Regions from separate parts of the Homo sapiens genome. Here region 1 is linked to region 2. Evidence: read pairs that join two places in POLR2A ChIA-PET (ENCODE). Cell type or tissue: PC-9. All regions are shown on one strand.

Evidence for each region. Peaks named below come from ENCODE experiments on the same cell type or tissue, not always from the same donor. Only the 100,000 strongest peaks of a DNase experiment are listed, where the experiment ranks them.
Region 1: POLR2A ChIA-PET joins it to region 2 with 5 read pairs; 2 of 35 experiments call an interaction of 5 or more read pairs at or near these places.

What each region holds. Positions count from the first base shown.
Region 1 is chr3:152,968,151-152,972,150 of GRCh38, forward strand. No RefSeq gene overlaps it. Among named protein-coding and RNA genes, the nearest start is that of P2RY1, 140 kb to the left of the region's middle. In PC-9, no CTCF peak of the experiment used is centred here; DNase peaks (open chromatin) are centred at 951 and 1,951; H3K27ac peaks cover 1,688 bases.
Region 2 is chr3:152,907,217-152,911,216 of GRCh38, forward strand. No RefSeq gene overlaps it. Among named protein-coding and RNA genes, the nearest start is that of P2RY1, 74 kb to the left of the region's middle. In PC-9, no CTCF peak of the experiment used is centred here; no DNase peak of the experiment used is centred here; H3K27ac peaks cover 770 bases.

The DNA.
Region 1 (4,000 bases), 61 kb after region 2:
GTTTACCTATTTTCATTGTTCTGGGAATGTGTTGTAATTCTTGATTTATGAACTAGAAGACTAGATAGAGTATTGAAATACCAATGCCATAAGACGTGATGTGCAAATTTATAATTTAAATTCCAAATCTGTGATACCTTATTTCTTCATCTTTTTCAGTTTTTCATATTCCCTGAAAAAAGAACCAAAGGGCCACCTATCTTGTTACTCTTGAAGCATAATATTCTTTGACAGTCTGTACACTAAATCACATTGGAAATGCACTGGGAGAATGAGATTCAATTCTTCTTGGCCTCTTCTCTGTTACCACCCACTATACATACAAGAGGTTTTGACCTAACCCTATCAGGAAATTGGTTGCTTTAGAATTTGAAGAGGCAGGGAAAACAGACACATGACCTGACACTAGGCCAGAACTTATAAGCATCTATTTCCAGGATGACTCAGACCCGGCTTCAGAAAGCAGGACGATCGACTGAAAAATACAATGAGCAGAAGCCAGAGGGAAAGAAACTTTGACTCTAATCCAAAAAATAAATTCACAGATCTAAATCCAATAGTCAGTGCCCATGTTACCCTATCAGAAACATTTCCAAAGCTGATCACTCCTTCCTCCTGAAGCACTTCCTTCACTTGGAGTCCATCACAAGTGTCTCTGGTTTTTTTTTCTCCCTGACTGGTCACTGTTGTTCTCAGTCTGAAGTCCTGGCTTCTGTTCTTGCCCCAGCTTCTTAACATCAGAGTGTCCTGGGGCTCAGTTCTTGGTCCTGTATCTTCCCTATCATGCACTCTCTGTTAACCCAGTTGTGTTATTTTAAATACTCTCTGGTAGGCCAACAATCTTCAAATGTATCCCAAATCTTCAGCAGAGATCTCTCCCTGGACCTTTAGGCTCATAACCCTCAACTGGCCATGTACTCTAGGATGGATGTCACAACTTGACATGTCCAAATGGAGCTCTTGATCTTTCCCTCAAACTGTCTTTCTCACACTGGTAAATAGCAACAACATACTTCCAGTTGCTCAGGTCAAAAACCTCAGAGTCATCCTGGATTGCTTTCTTTACTTAAGAGATCACATTCAACCCCTGAGCAAATCTTGTTGCCTCTCTGTTCAGAATATATCCAGAATCTGACCACTTCTCACTATTTTCAAACAAGCAGCCTTGCACCCCTGGATTATTATAATGACTTTCTAATCAGTCTCTCTCCTCCTATCCTTATTCCCAAACAGAAAATTCTTAAGATAGCAGCCAGAGTGAAGTACTTACACTGTTAAGTCAAAGCATATCAGTTCTCTTTTCAAAATCCTGTAATGGCTTCCCATTTTATTCAGCATAAAAACGTTACAAAAGCATTCAGAGCCAATGTGGTCTGGCCCATCCATCCCCTCTTTGACAGGCTCTTACTATTCCCTGCTGCTGGATCACTACTTCAGCTATGCAGGCTGCCTTGCAGGAATTCCTTTGCCTCATTTCTTTCTTTTTTTTTTTTTTTTGGTAGAGACAGGGTCTCACTATGTTGCCCAGGCTGGTCTTGAACTCGGGAGCTCAAGTCAGCCTCCACCTCAGCCTCCCAAAGTGGTGAGATTACAGGCATGAGCCACATTGCCTGGCCTTCTGTTGCCTTATTGCTTTGCACTTGCTGTTTCCTCTCTTTGGAAACCTCCTCCCCTAAATATTTAGGTAAATTGTTTTCTTACCTCTTTTAAATCTTTGCTCAAACATTCCTATCTCTGGATAGCTTTCCCTGATGGTCCTGTTTATTATTGCAACCCACCCACACTTGACACTCTTATCTCCTTTCATGTTTTATTTTTCTCCATAGCATTTACCATCTTCTAGCATTCTGTAAAATTTACTTATTTATTCCTTAACTCTCCATCTCCCCAGCAAGAAAATAAGATCTACAAGGGTGGAGACTTCTGGTTTGTTTGCATTTTTTGCTGATGTGTCCCTGCCATCTAGGACAATGCCTTACATACCACAGTTGCTTAGTAAATATTTGCTAAATGAATGCTGATGCCATGTTACAGAGAGTCCTCTATCTCATCCTCTTCTTTATTAAACAAATTTTCCTCTCTATTAATTGCTCAAGAAAATGGTTTTTTTTAAAAAAAAAAGATACAAATAAAAAAACAAAACTAAAAGTCTCTGTTCTCAAATAAATTGGTCTTAGTATCATACAAAATGTCAAGTTTAGGGCTGGAAATATGGTGAGCTGAGTTGAAAATTGGTTTTAAAAAGAAATAAAAATAAAAATCAACTGGAATTAAGACACAAACCTTGTTTTTTAAAATCAAGCAGTCTTCAAAATATTTTACATACATAAAGCTATTTTGTTTAATAGGCAGAGCACTCTTTACTGAGTAGCTTCTTTGTGGCCTTACACTTTGTCTCAGGAGAGTTTTCTAAAACTAATGACACAAAGAATCAAGAGGTTCTCAGGAAGCTGAGGCAGGAGGATTGCTTAAGCCTAGGATTTGGAGACCAGCCTCAACAGCATAGTGAAATCTCATCTCTAAATAATTTTTTTTAATTAGCCACGTATGGTCGTGCACACCTGCAGTCCCAGCAATTTCGGAGGCTGAGGTGGGAAGCTCTCTCTTGAACTGAGGAGTTCAAGGCAGTAGTGAGCCATGATCATGCCACTGCACTGTAGCCTGGGTGTAGACTGAGACTCCATCTCTGAAAAATTGTTCTTTAAAAAGAGGAGGACTTGACGCTAACTTAAATTTTTTTCTTTCTAGCAAAATCTAATCTGGGCTTTTTATCAACTGTTAGAATCTTAAATAAAAGAGGTTTTGATAGCAAGCCATAAAATGAAGGTAAAATGACTATGCAGTTAGAAGGTACTTAATGTCAGCTCCTCATCTGACTTTTCTGAACAAGCACTTACTTGCCTGTGGTGACTGGGTCTGAAGCCTTCAAGTGTCTACTTTGGACTCAAATATCTTTATTAGTCCTCCCTGCACATGGACTACAGTACTTTTCACTCATGTCCAGTAAACGTAACTCTCTAGCATGGAGCCCTCGTTGGGACACTTAAATCCTAAGGGATGAAAGGAGGGCAGGTCTCGGTGTTTCCCAATCCATGCTTTTCTCTACACAGAAAAATATTCACCTTTAATGTCCAGATCTATGTGTGTCTTAAAGAGTGGGGAGATGGGAGTCATGCATATTTAAAATGGTCTTTCTTCTTTATTTCCTATTGCATAACTTTGTTGGAAGTGTTCAATTGTCTAGAAAATAATAATAATAATTTGTTTTAAAAAAAGTCTAGTATTTGAACATTAGAACTTTGAAATAACTTATTTTACTGCCCAAAAAGAAAATGTCACTTTTCAAAGAAAATTATGTGTTTTGGTAAAAAATATATATATATATGATAGTTTCTAATCAAAAAGAGGTTAGTCTTGGGCTCTGGTCTCAACCCATCTTCAGATTCAATCCCTACTCCAGTTACTTCAGCTTCCAGTGATAATCCGCAAAGCTTGTGTGCTTTCTATGTGCCAGCTATTAAGGGCCTCCTTAATGTGCCAGATGTCAGGCAAATAATTCTGTCAGTGTGATGTTACCTGGCTTGTCCAGATGTCTTCATCAACAACAGTGATCTGTCCATGGAACTTTTAATTTTTAATCTTCAAAATTTACCTATTCTGCATTTCATCTCCTTAGACCTATGATTTTTCTTTCCAAGAGTCAATTATTCTTTTTGGTTTAATGTATTACATCTTGAGATATGACTGTTCTAACAAAGGAAGATCCCTAGTGCAGGGAATTGAGGCACCTAAAACGACACTGTTATAGTGAAAAAAGAACATTAGATTATGAGTAAGAAGACTTTGGCTTGAGTCTCAGCTCTATTATTTATTAGCTATATGGTCTTAAGTAAGTCACTTAAATTCCTCAAACATCTGTTGCTACATACTCTCCCTATTTGATGTGGTAGAGATAAGATCACAGAATAATATGTTCAAATAATATTATAGCATTCTCAAC
Region 2 (4,000 bases):
GCCAACAAACATTTGAAAAAATGCTCATCACTAATCATCAGAGAAATGCAAATCACAATGAAATACCATCTCACACAAGTTAGAATGGCAATTATTAACAAATCAGAAAACAATAGATACTAGTGAGGCTGCAGAGAAAATGGAATACTTACATGCTATTGGTAGGCATGAAAACTAGTTCAGCCACTGTGGAAAGCAGTTTGGATATTTCTCAAAGAACTTAAAATAGAACTACGGATTGACCTAGCAATCCCATTACTGGGTATAGACCCAAAGGAAAATAATTCATTCTGTCAAAGAGATACATGCACTCATATGTTCGTGCAGCACTATTCACAATCGTAAAAACATGGAATCAATCTAGGTGCCCATTAACAGTGGATTACATAAGAAAATGTGGCACATATACACAATGGAATACTACACAGCCATGAAAAGAATGAAATCATGTCCTTTGCAGCAACATGGATGCAGCTGGAGGCCATTATCCTAAGTAAACTAACACAAGAAGAGAAAACCAAAAACTACATGTTTTCACTTGTAAGTGGAAGCTAAGCATTGAATACGCTTGAACATAAAGATGAGAGCAATAGACACTGGGGACTCCTAGACAGGGGAGGGAAGGAGGCGAATGTGGGTTAAAGAACCACCTGTTCTGTACTATACTTACTGCCTGGGTGGTGTGATCAGTGGGACTTCAAGCCTCAGTGACATGCAATTTACCCATGTAACAAACCTGTACATTTACCTTTTAATCTATAATAACAGTTGAAATTATTTTTAAAATTCTTATAACACTTTTTTTTATCTTTCTCTGTTAAAAGTTCATTTTCCATATATAAGTTAATGGGGGGATTAATAGAAGAAAGGACTCCATTGTTACAGATAGTATCTTCTGGAATTTTTTTAAGTAATCATATTTGCAAACTAAGAATTGCAAGGTCTAGAGAAAGGTTGACTATATATTAGTGAAACTGAAAAGGTTCGAAGATGGTAACAGATAATTTTAAAAGATTGGTCAGTAACAAATACCAACTAAAATAAAACCCAATATTGTAGGCCTAAATAGGTGTGATTGAAAGTCCATGATAACAAATAAAATGTTTTTTTAACTTTTATATAATCAACAGACTTTAAAACCCAGCTGAAAAGTGTTTTAAGAAGCATTTAACTACACTGTATTTCAATACAAATAAACTGTACAAACCATATAGCCTCTGTTTTCCAGTTCAAATTCACACACTTACTAAATATAGGGCACCATGATTAAAACTTTATATATTTTATATCACTTTATTCTCACAACAGTGCTATAGTGTAGGTACTTTTCTTATTTTATTTTTTTTTTTTTTGAGATGGAGTCTTGCTCTGTCTCCCAGGCTGGAGTGCAGTGGCGCGATCTCAGCTTACTGCAACCTCTGCCTCCCGAGTTCAAGCAATTCTCCCGCCTCAGGTTCCCAAGTAGCTGGGATTACAGGCGCACACCACCATGCCCAGCTAATTTTTGTATATTTTTTTTAGTAGAGACGGGGTTTCACCATGTTGGCCAGGCTGGTCTCAAACTCCTGACCTTGTGATCCGCCTGCCTCGGCCTCCTAAAGTGCTGGGATTACAGGCGTGAGCCACCACGCCCAGCCTTCTTATTCTTTTATTACAACAGAAGAAACTGATGCTCAGAGAATTTGCATGACATGCTCGGAATCACATTGTTACTAAAGTAATCAATCAAAAGCAGACAGGCCATTTCCAGAGCATAAACTTATTCATCTCTTGGAAGAGCTAACACTCTTGATTTGTAAAATAATCTACAATTTTATTGAGTGTTCATCAACCCTTTACTATGTAATAACATCTAGTTCTAATGAGTAATAATTAAGGAATTATAAAAGTAAGTTTTCAAGTATAGATGAAAGTGATTTGTTTTTAATTTAGGGAAGGGAAAAATGGTGCTAAGTAATAGCACTGGAAATCAATAAAACATTATTCAAAGAATATTACTTCTGTTCTCAATAAGAACTAAAGAAAGTAGAGTTAATCCTGCAGTCTGTGAGTTTATCTTTAAATGTGAGAGAAAGAGAAACCTTAATTATCAAAATATTCCTCACATTAATCTTGGAAAGTGATTTAGAGTACACCTCAGTGAGCCACTGAGCCAGCACCCAGCTCTTCTGACCGTGCCCAGGATTATCTACATTTTGTCATGCTATAATTTGAAGTTGAAATACATGATTTCTCAAGGTCCCCCCATCATGCCCAAATTGTACAATCTATTACTTGTATAAACATACAGAGTATCTGCCAGCTTTAATAAGACGTAGGGAAATAATACACACACACAAACACACACACACACACACACACACACAGAGCTGTTTAGAGTATGGCATCAGGCTGCTCTTCTGTTCTTGTTATCTAGAAATAGCAGAGGGACCTTGGGTGCCCCTGACTATTCTCAAACAGGCATGCCCAGTAGAGTTGAACTTGGCTGCCACACACAGTGATTCAGCAATTTAACAACAGAGAATGTGAGAGAGAGAGAAGGAGGATTTTTCATATTGGGTTTGGATAAGGCACATATTTTGTTGTGCACAAATAAGGAGAGATCTAGAGTTGTTAATTTTGTTAGTTATTATAAAACTCAAATAATTTGTATAACTGGCTGGTTTATGACCAAAAATGCTATTTGCCTAATGAGCATTTAGAACGTGGAAACTGATTTTGAAGCTTGTAACAGAAATAGGATAAAATAAAAATAAAATAAAATGATGTTTACAGAAATGTATCTGTATTACATGGCTAAAGATATGGGAAGTTTTTTTCTAGTTATGAGACGTGTTCTACTTAAATTGAATAGACATCTAGGAGAGAGAGATTGAACATTTTATTAATCTTATTTTACAAAAGAGGAAGGGGAGGCAACAGAACATTAAAGGATTGTTTCTCAAGCTACATAGCAGGATGCAACATCTGAATGGCATTGCCCCCAAAATCAGCCTATGCCCACCTCAGTCCATTTGCACTGCAATAATGAAATACCACAGACTGCGTAATTTATAAACAATAGATATTTATTCCTCACAGTTCTAGACACCAGGAAATCCAAGATCGAGGAGCTAACAAGTTTGGTGTCTGGTAAGGGCTGCTTTCTGCTTCCAAGATGGCTCCTTGTTGCTGTGTCCTCTGGAGCGGATGAATACTGTCCTCATGTGGCAGGAAGCAGAAGGTAGAAGGGCAAAACGGGGCTGAACTCACTCCCTCAATCCCTTTTATAATGGTACTAATCCCATCCAGAAGGCAGAGCTGTCATGGCCTAATCACCTCCATAAAGGCCCAACCTCTTAATTCAGTTAAGTTTCAACATGAATTTGGGGACACAAACATTGAAACCATAGCAATGCCTCACTCAACAATAATGTTTTATGAAAATGTAGTATCAACTCTTCCTCAGATTGGCAGGTTTAAAAAAGCTAACCTTAATGTGAACTCTATCAATCTTCCTATCAAATAATTAGATGTGGGAGTGAATGGCCCCGTGAAGAAATGACAGCAAATAACCTTTTCCAAACCAACATTTTTTTTTCCAAGAAAACTTTGGCTTACTGTTTGTGGCTGCTTGGGTATGTGACTTTTTTAGATAAATAATTAGAAAAAAAGAAAAGGTGCAACCCTCCAAAAGGAAACTTGAAATCATTAGTAAAGAGAGAAAGAGACTTTCAAAGCCTAATTCTAAATTCCTTTCGGAGGTTCATATGAGCACTTTAGCTCTAGAACAATGTTTCCAGAAACACAATCTATCAATAATGACATTTATAGGTCAATTACTATTACCTGGGGAATTTGGTCTACTCTTATTTTACAGTATATCTGCCAAAAGAAAATCATATATGGCATGTTTTGACTTGGCTCTAGGCTTTCTCAAAGCTTTCATTTCTTTTTCAGCTGCAACTGTGAAACTTACCTGTTACTCTTTGGCCCAGAGCCAGTTCGTCACTAAATCTAC